Regions from separate parts of the Mus musculus genome. Here all the other regions are linked to region 1. Evidence: chromatin loops called from intact Hi-C (ENCODE). Cell type or tissue: gastrocnemius. All regions are shown on one strand. Each heading gives the region's core, and the rest is flanking DNA. Links, peaks and the distances in the headings are about the cores only.

Region 1 (5,432 bases), core at 147-5,146:
TAGGGATGGGGGCGAAAGTTACAGAATTGACATAAAGTACAGAGAGTCCCAAGCTAGCATCCAATCAGCTTCGGCTTTGTAATTATGGTCGGTAGGCATGGTAACCATTAGTGTATTAATGGGTCAATAACACTTGCCTGATGTCTGTGGGGATAGAGTGTTACAGTTCCCTTTGCTGGATCCAGGTGCTCTTAATCCTAGCACTCTGAAGCAGAGGCAGGCAGACCTCTGTGAATTGGAAGAGAGAAATCACACAAACCAGTTTCTGTGTCATTTATCATTACGTATTCATGGTGAATACACAAACTACATGCATGCAAATACTGTAAATAGTCTTGTTAGCTTCCCAGAACACTCCTGAGAGCTAGGCGCTGCAGGTTCTCTTCTGTAGCTCCTCCTGGCCCTTTATTCTTCAGCCTCCCCTTCCTGCTTCTTAGCCAACTTTCTTCTCAAACAGTTCCTCTGGCTTTCTTTAACTATCAAGCCAGAGCCCAGTGGCTGATTTCAAAGCCTTAGGAAGAGACAACTCCGCTGTCCCTACTTCTGCCCTTCAGCCTCTACTGTCCTGCCTAGAATCACCCAGGAGACCCGGCTCAGGGCACATCTGTGAGAGATTGTCCAGGCTAAGGTTACCCTCTGAGAAGGCATTTGAGGGATCTTCTCAGCAACATTAATGGGTGTGGGAAGATCCATCTTAACAATGGGGAAGACCATTTCTGGGTGAGGCACAGGAGGGGAAGGGGGAGAAGGAGGGGGAGGGGAGAATGAGCCCAGGAATACACGCAGGAATTCACACTTCTGTTTCCTGACTGTGGACATGAAGTTCCCTACCACTTCAAGCTCCTGCTGCCTTGATTTCCACCATGGTGGGCTGTACATTCAAATGGACCAAACTAAACCTGTCTTTTTTTTCTAAGTTTCCTTTGTCAGGATATTTTGTCGAAGCAACTAGAAACAAAGTGAAGACAATCAACTCTTGCTGGCTCTAAAACAAGAATATTGAATTTTGTTCACAAGCAGAATCTTTCGTTTTAAAGCTCGTTACTGTTCAGAACACGTTGCCTCAGTCAAGTATAGAGCATATAAAGATGTGGAGATCCTGAATCCATCCCTGGCAAGGAAACCTAAAGCTGAGACTTAGAGTGATGGTCGCCATTTGCTGGTGGGCTCCTTGAAGGAGATGTGGCATGCTGGGGGAGGGCCGGCAAGAACCAGCAGTGTCAAGAAAAGCGTGGGGAATTGAAGTGTGTGAACCGAGCGAAGAGCGTAGGTTTGAAGCGAAATTAAGTGGAGTCTTGTCGGAGTGTTGAATTCTTTATTCCATTGAAAAAAGAAAAACATCTAGTAGCTTGCATCATCAAAATAAGTTTCGAGTACTCAATTAACTGAGCCGAAGTTTGCCGGCTCTGGTGGCGCAGGCCGGTAGGATTTGCTGAAGGAGGCAGAGGCAGGAGGATCTGGAGTTCGAGGACAGCCTGGTCTACACATTTTTTTTTCCTCCCAGTTTCAACAAAACCACAAATCCACGGCTCCACTGCGCCCCGAAACAAACTTCCAACCTCCACAAGGCCTCTTTTTATGTTTCTTCCTCCTGAAATCTGATCGGCTACTCGCACCCCAACCCGAACCAGCTTCTTCAGCCGCACCGGCTACTGCTCCACGCTGCTTACAAACCTTTATCCACGCACACGTCCGACCCTCACGCCTGCCCACGCCGCACTCCACACCCCTCTCTTCCCTACAGGCCTTCTCTACAATCCGCCTGCTTAGCCCTCTCGCGACCCTTTTCTACAGTTCTGCACGTGCGGAACGAGTCAGCAGCCACCGTTCAGAGAAAATGTTCGCTGCAAAGAGTCCGTTTTTTCTCGCTTCGAGTGTTCGGTTTTATGTACAAAGAAAGAAAGTGAGGATTACTTAGAGTCAGAAACAGGCTCAGCGGAAGCGCGGTTGCGCAACGCCTAACTTGCTACTTCAGGGAAAGAATACAGGGCGTCGTCGGGCTGGAGAGATGGCTCAGCCGTTAAAGGCTAGGCTCACAACCAAAAATATAAGAGTTCGGTTCCCAGCACCCACGGCTGTCTCTCCAGCCACCTTTTTTGTCGGACACCGCACCCACACACACAGACTACTAATATAGATAAAAGACAACTCTTAGAAAATGTTATCGGCTGTAACGAAATGGAAAACAATGATTTAAATAAAGCAAACAAGCAAGTAAAGAACTAACGTTCCACACCCTGCGTATGGCCGGAGGATTTGCGCGCTGGCGTCTGCCCTAGTCACTTAGCGTGATGACTTCTTTCATGCTGTTGCTAGTGACTCCAAATCAACTCGACGTCGTCCTCTCCTCCCTCCTCTCTTTACTACTCCTCTCATTTTGAAAAAAGTAGTTTTGGCATACATGGACCGCCTCAAGCACCAGGACCTAGGAACTCCTGACAGCTTTGCTCTTCTCTTGGGCTCAGCTGGCCTCAACTATTCACCAGGTTGCTTAGAGTTCTCCCTTCCCTAGATAGTTTGTGGCGATTCCATCACATCCAGGATGGGACCACTCTCCTCGTCTCTGGCAACCATTGTGTTTGTCTGCTCACTGACCGAGGTCCGGAAAGACCGACTCGTCACTGCACCTCTGGTATGCCCCCATGTGGTCAAGACCCCTAAGTGCATGGGATTCTAAGGTCTGTCAAAGGTGATGGGTGTGATACCACCTACTAGCAGGACCTAAGAGCCTCTGCTACTGTGGGATGAGGACAAAGGTGGATTGTGATTCATTCCGCCATGGACTTCCAGGCTTTTCTCAGTCAGTGGGGATGGAATGGAGGTGATTGAAACTAAACAGCTCTTCCATCCTAGATTGAAGAATTCCTGGACCTATACAGTCAACAAATATATAAATTTACTTAAAACAGTGTGTGTGTGTGTGTGTGTGTGTGTGTGTGTGTGTGCGTGCGTGTGCGTGTAAAACTCAATGCCGTGGATCTCCAGGGTGAGCTTTTTGGATGACACTGTCCTGTTGCAATGTCCAAGGCCGGACATACTTGTTTGCACACCTGGTCCTCACTCACTATGTCAACACGGAAGTAGGGCAGGATGCTGGCACCATCTGGCATGATAGGCGGCCCTTATTGGCTGATACTCTCTTAGCATTGGGCTCCTGTTTCACCATGTGATTTTCTTCTCAAGCATGCATCTTCTAGTGGGATGCTGCTTGCTTGAGCCCCTCACTGTCCATGACATCACCTACTCTTGGCTTAGCCTTCAAAACCACAGATTAGAGAAAATTCTTTCCACGAAAGTAGGATTATTTGTGAAGTAGAATAAACACAAGCTGGGGGTGGGGGGAGACAAGAAAGGCTGACAGCTTGGTCAATGTGACCAAAACATTATTATACGTATGCATGATCATATCACAAGGAAGCTTGTTATTTTGTATAATTAATACATTATTGCTGGGTGATGGTGGAGTATGTCTTTAACCCCAGCCTTCAGGAGGCAGAGGCAGCCAGATCTCTGTGAGTTTGAGGCCAGCTTGGTCTACAAAGTGAGTTTCAGGACAGCCAGGGCTGTTACACAGAGTAATCCTGTCTATAAATAAATAAAATAAATTATTATTAGAAGTTGAAAATGGCAATAATCAGATGTTTTCTTTTTCTTTTTGGGTTTTCGAGACAGGGTTTCTCTGTGTAGCCCTGGCTGTCCTGGAACTCACTTTGTAGACCAGGCTGGCCTCGAACTCAGAAATCTGCCTGCCTCTGCCTGACAAGTGCTGGGATTAAAGGCATGTGCCACCACTGCCCAGCTTCAGAAAAGTTTTCTTTATTTACATTACCTGGCTTCAATTATTTCATTACAATTACAAAAAAGAAATTCATATAGATTATGATTTCAAAGTGGGGAAAAACCCAAACAAATACTGTATTCAGCACAAAAACAAAACAAAACAAACAAAGGGAGTTAGGAGGTGGCTTAGCTACCAAGGATGTTATGAATTTTCAGTTTGATCCCTACAATCGAGGTGGAAATACCCATTTCCTAACCACACTCTACATTTCCCCTTGTATGGTTCCTTCTTGATGGTTATATTTGGTTTTATTGAAGTTGAAGAATTACTCCAAGATTTAGTGATTTGATATAACAAATGGTATTATAACATGACAGAGTGCAGGTCAGAAGTGTGGGGTAGCTGAGCTGGCTACTCTCACCCTAGTTTTTTTTTTTTTTTTTTTCCAAGACCCCAGTCAAGGAACATGGCAGGGCTAGAGTAATTTCAGAGAGAGATGGTAAAGGAATATGGCCAACCTAAAACAGATGGAGGGTCTCAAGTTGTTTCTTAGGGGCTGGGCTGCTTGCCTGAGAAGTGAGGTTCTGAGGTTGACACAGAGAGCATGCATGCTTGTACAGAGAGGGGGGGGAGAGGGAGGGGGAGAGAGAGAGAGAGAGAGGGAGAGAGAGGGGGGGGGGAGGGGGAGGGGGAGGGGGGAGGGGGAGAGGGAGAGGGAGAGGGAGAGGGAGAGACTGATTGGTGGGAGAGACTTCCTTTCAAATCTATGGGAATTCACAGTTTGCCCACTGAGGTTGCTTGGAGTCTCTGTTTTGCCTCTATTTCATTCCACAATCCACAGGCATATGGTAGCTTTGGCCATGTTGTCTGCTGTGATAAAGAGAATAAGGGAAATTACACCCTGGTTCTTAAAGCGCCCAGCAGTAAGGTATTCTTAATAGTTCAGTGCATTGACGACTACAGTAGTCACATGCCATGCCTGGATTTATGGGCATGTGGCAATAGTCCTAGGTGGCCTCTGTTATCTTCAGATGTCAAGGGCCCTAAGGCTGAGTGTGGGACACTTGGTCTACATAGGGTGGATGCTGTGAGAGAGGTGAGTGGATCAAGAGGGCTCAGCCTTATCCAATTAGTTAAGTGAGGGAAACTCTCTAAGTTGGGAATCTCGTTGTTGGAGACCCTGAGGTGTTTCTTTGGTAGCTATGTCTTGTCCTTGGATCTTCTCCTCTTAGTCTCTCGTTGTTCACTGCTAAGGGGGAAGCTTTGTTCTGCAGTAAGCACTCTGCTACCTCATGCCATCTCCGTGAGCCCAGAAAGAACTTATCAGGACTAAAACTTCTGATATTGAATCGAAAGAAGTGCTTCGCGCTTAAACATCTTCAGTATTATTCAAAGAGATGAAAAATACCAGGCACTGCAGAGAAACAAGCATGCGAATCCATTTTTGAACAGCACTAGCATTTTAATGCTTTCACAAAGCATTGCCGAAATTCAGAACGATACATGGTTAATTTTTCAGAATGTATGCTTAATACATCCCCTCCTACCCCCCTTTAGGTAACAAATCAGCGATGGCAAGTGTTAACTGAGAACCTTGGGCTGGCTATGAAACAATACAAGAACTGGATTTTTGTCCACACTCTCTACCCTT
Region 2 (5,432 bases), core at 281-5,280, 100 kb after region 1:
AGAATGTATATAGTAAATATAGCACAATATAATTTGCTGGAGCTGGGGAATTTTGAGCCGTTCTGTTGCTGGTCCACAGAGCGAGACAGGCATGCATGCATATTTTGTTAAGGCACCAGGCAAGTGCCTAGTCCAGGGGCGTGGCATGTGCATGCAGCCTGAATAGCACAGATTGTAAGGAGTCACAATAACAGCTTGCACACCCCAGGTAGCTCAGGTGGTGATGGTGTCATGGGGTTGGGGTGGTTCTGGGGTGTGCAGGGCTCATACACATGTAGGTGGGGAGGGGCTTCCTCCTAGCAGCCAGAAGCTCTGGCACAGTGCTTCCAGCTGCAGGCTGGTGCTGCCCTATCTCACCTAGTGGGTAAGGGAAGGGAAGTACCTGAGGTAGCTTTCAGTCTCCTAGCAAATTGTGCAATATCCCAACAGCAGGCAGCTCATGCTCATTTCATGAGTCATGAGCAGAGTGGGTGGGAGGAGAGTGAGAGAGAGTGAGAGAGAAGAGAGAGAAGACAGAGAGAGAGAGAGAGAGAGAGAGAGAGAGAGAGAGAGAGAGACCCATGCACAGGCACGTGTGCATGGGAATGAGCACAAATAGCAGGGCAGACAGAGTTCCTGGCAGGAAGCAAGGGGCAGGGCCAGACCTGCTTTTCACTTGGTGAACCAGGAACAGACCAAATAGCAAGAGAATGAGGGTATTCCCAGCTGGCAGCAGCCACCACCGCAGGGGGGCTGTTAGCAAGCAAACTATGGAGGGGTGGGGGTGGGGGTGGGGATGGATTACTATCTAGAGAGTTGTTTTAAAGTGCCAGTTTAGTGGCCATGTAGAGATAGTCCAGGAAATCCCAGTAAATAGGGACAAGGCAGCGAAGACCAACCCATGGATGAGAATATTATCTTACACCTACAAGCATCCTAAGGATACTATTAATAACCAGAGAGGCTGACAGGCAGACCAGACAACCAGGTCATCACATGATGGGCTGGGGCCTAAGCTCTGGGCAGGTGCCATGAGCAACAGAGAGCAGTTCACCCAGTCCTGGGATTTCTCAACAGATAGAAAGGAACCTTCCCAGAGGAGAGGGGGAAATCTCACCAAAGGGAAAGTGTCCTAGGGAAGCACCAGGGTAGCTCCAAGCTCAAGAGCTCTCCTCGGGACCGTGGGGACATTTACACTGGCCAGTGTGGGCAGGTTGCTTACCAGTTCTCACAGGTTTGGGCTAGTGAGCATTGGCTCTCCATGTGGTTGCAGGAAGGATGCAGGGAGGATGTAAACCTGCTGAGTTTCTAAATCTGAGTCTCAGTACCAAATGTTGTGCTTATAAAAAGATAAGGAGGGAAGGAATTTGATTGGTGGATGTGTAGCAAGGTATGGGGGAGGGGCTGCCTCTGTGGGCCCATGGAGAGGCATCCCTTCCCCCTGAGGAACAAGCCACATGATATAGTATATTCAGGGCATGGGGAGGAGAGTTGAGAGGGTAGGAGAGAGAGAGAGAGAGAGAGAGAGAGAGACAGAGAGAGAGAGAGACAGAGAGAGAGAGAGACAGAGAGCGAGAGAGACAGAGAGAGAGAGACCTAGAGAGGGAGAGACAGAGAAGACTAGAGTAGAGGCTGGTATGAACACATAGAGAAAGGGGGGAGGGGAATGGGGTGAGAGGGGGGAAGGGCCAAGATTACATGGTGAGAGCAAGAAGGCAAGAGAGCAAGAGAGCAGAGGAGGGGAGCAGCCTCTTTTATAGTGAGTCAGGCACACCAGGTGTTGCCAGGTAACTGTGGGGCAGAGCTTAGACAAAAGGTAAACACCACTAATGTAAGAATAGTCATGAATTCAGAAATTTGAAAGCAGCCGAAAATAAAACATCTGCTTATATTTTGCAGAAGGTTTTCTAAAAAGCCAATGGAAAACTTGTAGATTCGATTAGCTCAAGCAGAAATAAGTTGATGACAATTGAGCTATCAGATAAAAACAAAACAAAACACTACAACTATGTGATCAGACTCTTAAGCTCCTAAAATAAGCTGGACTACAGCTGGTTTTATGGCTTACTTTAGAGCTTGCTGAGAGCCCTAAGCGGGAAAACATTTGGACAAAGTGAGAGATGATCAGGGGCAAGTATATGGTCAAATTTTTCCTTTGTAATGCCCCTGCCTCAGTGCTCAGTCATATTGATTAACACTGTCAACATTGGTGGATATTTGTGTTGTGAATTTAACAAACATTGGTAATTAAAAAATATTTTTTTATTATTCTTTAATCTTCTTTTACAATCCAGTAGTTATCCCATTCCCAGTCTGCCCTCCAACTGTTCCTCATCCCATTCCTCCTCCCTTGAGTTCAAAAGGATAGCCCCACCCCTCAACCCCCATACCACCAAACCTCCCCACATTCTGGGGCCTCAAGTCTCTAGAGGGTTAGGTGCACCTCCTCTCACTGAGGCCATACCAGGCAGTCCTATGCTACCTGTGTGTCGGGGCCTCATATCAGCTAGTCTATGCTGCCTGGTTGGTAGCTCAGTGTCTGAGAAATTTTGGGGGTCCAGGTTATTTGAGACTGCTGGTCTTCCTATGGGGTAGTCCTTCTCAGCTTCTTCCAGCCTTTCCTTTATTCAACAACAGGGGTCAGCAGCTTCTGTCCATTGGTTGGGTCTAAGTATATGCATCAGGGTCTTTCAGGTGTTCTTTGAGGGCAGTCATGATAAGCTCCTGTCTGTAAGCACACCATAGCATCAGTAATATTGTGTCAGGCCTTGGAGCCTCCTCTAGAGCTGGATCCCAATTTGGGCTGGTCACTGAATCTCCTTTACCTCAGTCTCTTCTCCATTTTTGTCCCTGCAGTTCTTTTAGACAAGAATAATTCGGGGTCATAGTTTTTGACCCCATCCACTTGATGCCCTGTCTTTCTACTGGAGGTAGAGTCTACAAGTTCCCTCTCCCCACTGTTAGGCATTTTGTCTAGGGTCCCTCCCTTTTAGTCCTGATTGTCTCTCACCTCCCAGGTCTGTGGTAATTCTAGAAGTCCCCAACCCCCACCCCTGGCTAACCTCCTGCATACCCAGATTGCCTGTTTCTATTCTTTCTGCCTGCCCTCAGGGCTTTGACCCTGTTAACCCACTAATACCTGATCATACTCCCCTTTTCCCCTCCCTGTCCCCTCTCCAACCAAGGTGCCTCCTCCCTCTGCCTCTTGTAGTTGCTTTCTTCTTCCTCCCAAGTGGTATTGAGGCATCCACACTTGGGCCCCTCAGTTTGTTAACCTTGACTTCTATCCTGGGCATTCTGTACTTTTTTTGGCTAATATAAACTTATTAGTGAGTACACAGCATTAAGAATCTCTAAAGTCACTGCCAATACTCATAATGATGGAAACACAGATTTTCATGTCTTCTTGTGTGAATATGTGGGTAGGAGGGCCAGAGCATATAATATGTATATTCTCATTTGCAGAAAGTAGTGATGTGTTTTCAACTGCCTTTTTCCAATCCCAGTAGCAATGAACATATATAATGCCATTGCATGTTCAAATATTTGGCCCATTCTAAATCTTTTTTTCTTTTTAAATAATTGAAATCTCCAAACTATCAGAATGCTCTAGATACAACTTCTTGTTGATCTATATCTTACAACAATTGCAAATTAACTTTGTAGAACACGGAAAAGAAGGATTTCTTTTTTTGTTTTTTGTTTGATTTTTGAATTAGAGCAACGTATGTATATTTCATTTTAAGCTAATGTGGATAAGGATTTTGATATTACACATGAGATATTTTTATTCAAGGCAAGTTCACAGAGATTTTTCTTTTTAATTTTCCTCAGATAGTTTTATAGCCCTAGGCTTCATGTTTGAGTTGCCTTTTGTAGGAGGAGGTGGGAGAGAGTGAGACACAGTACAGTGTGCGCAGCAAGGCCAGGGTCAACCTCCTGGGATAACTATAAGTTAGGCCCACATGTCAGACTTACTTCTCAAGTTATTTTATTATTTTTTTGTATTTTTCTTTTATTATTATTATGGTTATCATTATTACTATTAATTAGGTTCATGTATCTACGATTTCACCAAAGCCACACTTATGTCTTTGTTTCTGTCACTCTGATGTGGTGGTATCACTTCTGCAAATTTGGCCTCATTTTCTAAATTGTTCAGCTAGACTGATTCTATTCCCTTTTCATGCAATTTAAAATTTGCTTTGTGCTAGAGAGATGGCATGTGGCTAAAAGCACTGACTACTCTTTTGGGGAACCTAGGTTCGGTTCCCAGTGTCCTCATGGCCCCTCACAACCGTAATCTCAGCTCCAGGGAACTCAACATCCTTTCTTGTCTCCTCAGGCAGCAGGCATGCATACAGCACATACACAGACACACATGCAGGCAAATTACCCATATGCATTATATACAAATACATTTTAAATGAATAAAATTACCTTTCTGATTTTTTGAAATGCCCAATATCCACAAATGTGTTCCTTCAATTAATTTCTCACTTGCTAATAGATTTTGTTATTTTAGACTAATATTCGTTTTTCACATGATTTTGGTAGGCTTGTTAAAACATCCCCATATTTCATCCAATAGTTATGCCAGTGTGCTCTATTACACTTATGTGCCTTTATTAATTAATGTATTTATTGACTAGTTTCTTTGAGGTTGATCCTTACATAGTCCAGGTTGAGTTCAAACTTCCAATGTAGCCAAGGCTAGCCTTGTCCTCCTGACTCCAGCTTCTGCCTCCCTAGCACTGGAAATATAAAAGTGTACCAACCTGTTTGTTTCATTGACTGGAACAGGAGTTACACAGGTGGTTATGAGCTGCCCCTTTAAGAGCTGGGATTTGGAAATCAACAAGGGTCCTCTAGAAGAGCATCAACTGTTCTTAACCCCTCAGTCCTAACCAGTATATTCTGATGGAACAAAATCTATGGATAGCTTGGTTGTTGTTTGCTTTCAACCTGATCTTTACTCCTTCTGTTTCTTGCCTCTTCATTTACCCTTAGTTCAATGACTGGACGACTCCATGTTTTCTTTTCCTCTAGTCTTCTGTGAGTGATGACATCATTTATAGACCAGGACCTTCTGTAAAGGGGTTTGCAGTGGGTGAATACAAGCAAAATCTACACATAATTGTTAAATGTTTCTTGAGATTGATATTCTCATATTAATATTTTTTAAGTAAAATGGTTCAAGAAAAATGTCTCAGAATCGTCTCCCCCAAGTATTCTGCTCTGCTTTACTGCCTCTGTGGAGTGATCATGGTCCTCACTGTAGCTGTAGTTGCTCATTTTTTTGCTTTCAGAGGCAAGTGACTTATTGTACAAATTCTGTGGTATTCTGTCCACCTTAACATTGTCAGTTATGTTCAATGACCACTGTGAAACAGGCATTGTGGGAAGGACTCTAAAGAAAACACAGTGGAAGTTCCTGTTCTCTGGAAACTTAG
Region 3 (5,432 bases), core at 78-5,077, 76 kb before region 1:
ATTTGTCCTCATCTTTCTTCCACAGTCCGGAAGAGCCATCTGCTTTTCAGTTGGTTCACTTTGGTGTTTGTTGCATGAACTGGAAAACTCCAAAAGCCTTCAAATGCTTAAAATGTTAGTAAAACACTTCTCTGTGAGTGTTTGTGAGGACGTGTCCGGTGAACATTATTAGACTTTGAGGGGGTTAAAGGAATGAATGGGTAAATCCCTGGGCGGATTCAACATAGGATGGCATTTTGAAAGCACAGGTAAGAGATTGTGACCTGGTGGAGTCAGTAGTTAACACACAGCATATCCTAAGAGCACCATTGCACCCCGGGGCCTTCTCTGTATATCCCACTTATTGTATTTAATATGAGATGCTTCTCTTTCCTCTGTACCTTCAATTCATAATTTGTGCCCAAATTCTTACATATTTATTTTAAATTATTTAATATGTAATAATTATTTTCTTTAATAACATTTAATGTTTAATAATACTAATAATTTTTAAAAATACATTTTATTTCTTTCTTTGTTTGAGTGTTCCAGCTGCTCTACTGTGCCTTCACGTCCTGACATTCTATCTTCTACTTGCTCCATTCTCCTAAGGAAGGTTTTTCATTGAGTCTTCTCAATGTGCGCTAGGTTCACAAGAGAGCCACTGCGATGAAAATGAGAACACAGCCACTGGACTGAGTGATGCCCTTGCATGTACAGAAAACTTGCTACATCCCTTCAGCTTGCTAAGCCTTCCCGGAGGCCTTGAAGGAAGGACAAAGAGACCATAGTGCAGTTTGGTCTCTACCAAAATGCCACGGGTGACCTTGCAATACTCCCCAAGGGGTCCTCCCCTTCTTTACATAACAGCCATTTAAACTCAGCCTGTGGGTCTAGAATAGCCTTTAAAACATATGTCACCAGGCAGAGCTGTGTCTGGCTAGGGTCTGCTCTGGTCTGGTTCTCTCCACCAAGACTGGAGTCCTCACACAGTAAAAGCTGCTGCTGTCTGAAGGCGCCCCTTGTCCAGAACTGTGAGTGTCTCTAACAAATGAAATAATCAGGTTTCCAATTTTATCTCCATTTCATCCTGCATTTCCTTCAGTGTTTATACGTCTTTACTGAGTGCACCTCTCTGGTCCTAGAGAGTTCATTACTCCATTCAGCTTTTGTCTTTTCTTGGACCTCAGTCGGGACTTTATTCCTGTCCTCTTTTAGTGCATTCAAGGGGTTGTGACCTCTTAAACCCCCTTAAGCCTCAACAAGCAGACCTCAAGGCAGGAACCTGGAGGCAGGAATGGAAGCAGGGGCCACAGAGGAGTGCTGCTAACTGGCTTGTTTCCCATGGCTAGCTCCGTTTGCTTTTTCTTATAGCCCAGCACCACCTGGTTGGTTATATGACTAGAGTCAAGACAAGCTAGGAAGGACCATGCCCTACTGCTTCATCAACCTGCCCCTTCAGTATTCACACGGTAAGGACCACGTGTGCAAACAGACATACCCAAGCTTTTGACACTTCAACAGGATGTTGTCACCCACAAAGTTCACTCTTGAGAATCACATGATAGAGTTAAAACATACAAACAAACAAACAACACACACACACATACACACAAAACCATCATGTTTTAAGAAAGTTTACAATTTTGTATAGGGCTACATCCTAACTGTTTCCAGGAACATTGTGGCCCATGGGACATGCATGCAGGGTTCTAAGTACTCATATGCTCATGTTGATGACAACAGGACCCAACCGACCATAGGGTAGAAACAACAGTCGTGGTTGCTTGCTGTCTGGAAGAATTACACAGCGACTGCTGTGTGCTCAGGACCCCACATTCTTCAGCTTTAAGAAGGAGTTAATTAGTGTCAGCCTCCCAGTTGCCATGTGAGGAAGACATTGAGAGTCCAGAGCCAGCCTCATCCCTATGTTCTAGCTCCACAAGCACAGAGGACGCTTGGGTCCTGACGACTGCAAGCATCAGACATTAGCAAGGACAGTAGGAGTCCCATCACTAGCAGAGAACACAAAACTCCCCCCAGGAGGTCAACCTAGAGGCCTGTGGAGCCTTGGTCAGTAAGCATACAAGCACAGTGGCGCCATGACAGGAAGGCTTGCCCCCGTGCGTGGGAACCCTGGCCCTACTACAGGAGTCTGGGCATGTGAGAGATCACCAAGGGGCCGTGAATAGTGAGGGGCAGCTCATCTCAGGAGCCTTTGAAAGATGAATGAGGATGAGAACGCCTGTGTCCTGGTGACACAGAGAGGTGTTCATGAAGTAGTGACAGTTATCAAAGAGAGGAGGAGGAGGAGGAGGAGGAGGAGGAGGAGGAGGAGGAGGATGGAGGAAGACTATGGGTCACCAGCAAAGGCAGCTGGTGGAGACAGAAAGTGTACCAGGCACAGTGAAGAGGAAAAGAGGTCACGATGCTAAAAGAATAGGGCAGACAGGAGAGGACAAATCTGTGTATCACATGCAGGGCGTGGAGCAGAGACTGGGAATGCGGATCTCTGTGCTGTGTCTGTTCCCTGTGAGGCCAGACAATGAGCCCTGAAGTTGATGTCTAGAGGCAGAGCCGTTGAGCGTGTAGAAGTAGAGAAATGTAACTTAAGGGTTGTAGTGGCTGAGCAGGGGTATTGTGAGGGAAAGGGAGCCTGTGAGGAAGAGAGTAGTGCGGAGTGAGGGCGTGGGTAGGCGTGTTTAAGGTGTGCTTTTGTATCTGGAGAAGCTGGTGCGAGCTAGGTGCCGGTTGCCTAGCGAGATGAGGGTGCAATGAGGTTTCGTGGGTGTTGGATTTTTAGTGGGCATGGGTACTTTATCTCATTCGGTAGCTGGTCTTTTCTTGGCGAGAAAAAAAAAATGTGTAGACCAGGCTGTCCTCGAACTCCAGATCCTCCTGCCTCTGCCTCCTTCAGCAAATCCTACCGGCCTGCGCCACCAGTACCGGCGGTTGTTCTAGCTCTTTCAAACATATTTAACTACGATCTATCATGACGTCACTAGCCCCGCCCATGGAGGAGGAGTCCGGAGCCTTAGTTGCAGTACTACGCCCTACCTTCCCGCCACCCAAACCTTAGCATTAAACAGGACTCACCAACACTCCCGAACTCATGGCCACCACCCCTTTCTCCAAGGATTCATTGCCTCAAAAGCCCTGAAGGCGCTTCTCGCTCCCTGCCGGTCTTCCCGGGAAGCGCACTCCCTCACCCTCAGGCAGCTCTGTATTCAGTCTCAACTGAGACCATTGTAAAACATCTTCAAGATTCACGCAGCCTCTTTTGCCTATTCCCGTGTCTCTGGACAGTACTTTGATGTCACAACCAAGAAGTCACCACATACAACGACATTAGTATTTTCCTCTATGTTTTGCTATCGAAATTTTAGAATGTTAGAGTTTTGTTTATCTCTTTAACTCATTCAGATTTAATTTTTGTACATGGTAAACAGTAAGACCTAAATCTGTCATTCAGTTTTTCCATCATTCGCTCAATAGACTGTAGTTGCTGTCGTCCCCCTGGACCCTGCCCCCCATGGTGTGGTTTTGGTAACCTTGTGAAAACCATGTTACCATTACGTGAACATTTAATATTCATTGCTCTCTATTTTTCACTTTGACCTATTTTTCCTCTATGTCAGTATCTCATATTTACTTCATTATTATAGGTTACTAGTGTGTTTTCAAATAAGCCCACAGCTTTGTACATATTTGAAGTGTTTTGAACGATTCAACTCCCATGCAGTTCTAGAAGACATTATTAGTGTTTGATAGGGAATGCTTTGAACCTGTAGATCACTGTTAGTCTGACCATCTCAACAATATTCCTCATTCAACTCATTAACCCAAGACGCCATTTATTAGTGTTTGCTTTAACTTCATGCAGCAATGTTTTCTGACTCTCATTATGTGAAACATTCCCATTTATAATTTGGTTTATTCCTAAATTATTCAGTCTGTTTCCTGGTATTGTTAGTGGAATTATTTAAGCTTTCCCCTAACATTGCTCATTGTTGGTGATGTATACTGGTGACTGTAATGATTTAAATAAGAAATGTCCTGCACAGTCTTGAGCATTTGAACACTGGATTTAGGAGGTGTGGCCTTGCTGGAAGAGTATGTCACATGTCACTGGGGACAGGCTTTGAGACTGTAAGGTCCCGCCTTACTTCCAGTTGTCTCTCTCTGTTTCCTGCTTGTGCTTCAAGATTTGAGCTCTTAGCATCCTGTTCCAGCCATCATGCCTGCTTGCTGGCTCTGCCCTGCTAATATAGATTCTAATCTTTTGGAAATATAAGCCAAAATTAACTCTTTCTTTTATAGATTGCCTTGGACATGATGTTTTATACTGAAAGACTCCTAGAGGAGCCCCTCGCTCAGGCCTCGGGACAGTAGTGGACACCCAAGAACTCACGATAGACCAAGGTTGATGTAAACCACATGAGGCTTTATTCAGGGAAAGCCAGAGCTCTGGGGACAACTCGTATCCCACGCAGGGGTAGAGGAGTTGACCCCGAGGGGAAAGAGGTCCCAGTTTTTATAGGCCCTCAGGGGAGAAAGGAGTAAGAGGAGTAGGGGATTTCCAGATCTAAACAATGTCTATTCTCAAGAAATGGGTATGGGAGGGGTACAAGGAAAGAGTCTGGTGCAGGTGTAACAACTCAGGATTGGCCGAGCTGTGGTTGCTGGGGAGATTTTCTGACTCTTCCCCAGCAACCAATATAGCAAACACCTGGCAATGGGCTTCATCAGTGGGCACACACATGGGTTCAAGGAATGGTCAAAACATTGGCAGACACACAGGTTCCAGGAGTGGCCAGAGCACTGTGCACCTCTATTTTTCTAAATCAGTGAAGCTAGTTCTGCTAACAGTGACATCTATCTTGCCAATTTCAGGGCTTCTGTGACCTTTTACATTCTGTCAGGATCTTTCAATCCCAGCATCAGAAAAGTAAATGATATAGTGGCCAATTTCTGCATTGGACAGAAATCGAGGATGTGGACCTATTTAGAAATAGTTCTTTGTGAAGAATCCAGTCTGCGTTGCCAGGAAATCGCAGTTCAGTTCACTCACGTCAGCAGTGGCAGCTCAATCCACTCACAAACACCACTACAGATCTGCAATGACAGCGCAATCCAGAAAAAACTGCAAGGTTCTGAGCAAAGAGGGGCAAGGTGAACCAACACCAGACAGCACTGTCAGCGAAGACCAGCAACGGCAAAGCCCAACATGTCCAGCAAAGAGTGGCAAGGTGAACTAATACCTTGTAATACCTTGTCCTTGTAATACCACTCAGTGTTGCCCACTGTCTGTTGGGTCATATTTATGCCCATCCCAGACACCATGTGTTCTCTCAAGTGTCTGCTCTAGCAAAACATCGCATGCCCCTTTCCCAGACAGCTTCCAAAAAATACCACGTGTCTGTTCTCAACAAAACATCCTCCGATGCGTCTTC

Evidence for each region. A loop is a pair of places that touch in the nucleus more often than their neighbours do. Peaks named below come from ENCODE experiments on the same cell type or tissue, not always from the same donor. Only the 100,000 strongest peaks of a DNase experiment are listed, where the experiment ranks them.
Region 2: a loop joins it to region 1, with 9 times the contacts of the local background. A loop is called at or near these places in 9 of 42 quality-filtered maps.
Region 3: a loop joins it to region 1, with 9 times the contacts of the local background. A loop is called at or near these places in 30 of 42 quality-filtered maps.

The regions. Positions count from the first base shown.
Region 1 is chr6:128,837,052-128,842,483 of GRCm38, forward strand. It overlaps LOC115490435 (a long non-coding RNA gene), which reads right to left. Exons shown (of 2, transcript XR_003956525.1): 2 at 5,219-5,432. Among named protein-coding and RNA genes, the nearest start is that of Klrb1b, 13 kb to the left of the region's middle. In gastrocnemius, for the core only: a CTCF peak has its summit at 2,646 (motif pointing left); DNase peaks (open chromatin) are centred at 656, 1,447, 1,661, 1,991 and 2 more places; H3K4me3 peaks cover 2,946 bases; H3K27ac peaks cover 2,699 bases.
Region 2 is chr6:128,941,634-128,947,065 of GRCm38, forward strand. The region is part of intron 1 of Clec2g (C-type lectin domain family 2, member g); the gene reads left to right. Among named protein-coding and RNA genes, the nearest start is that of Clec2g, 10 kb to the left of the region's middle. In gastrocnemius, for the core only: no CTCF peak of the experiment used is centred there; no DNase peak of the experiment used is centred there.
Region 3 is chr6:128,761,295-128,766,726 of GRCm38, forward strand. No RefSeq gene overlaps it. Among named protein-coding and RNA genes, the nearest start is that of Klrb1c, 25 kb to the right of the region's middle. In gastrocnemius, for the core only: a CTCF peak has its summit at 3,145; DNase peaks (open chromatin) are centred at 2,134, 3,039 and 3,497; H3K4me3 peaks cover 1,600 bases; H3K27ac peaks cover 1,129 bases.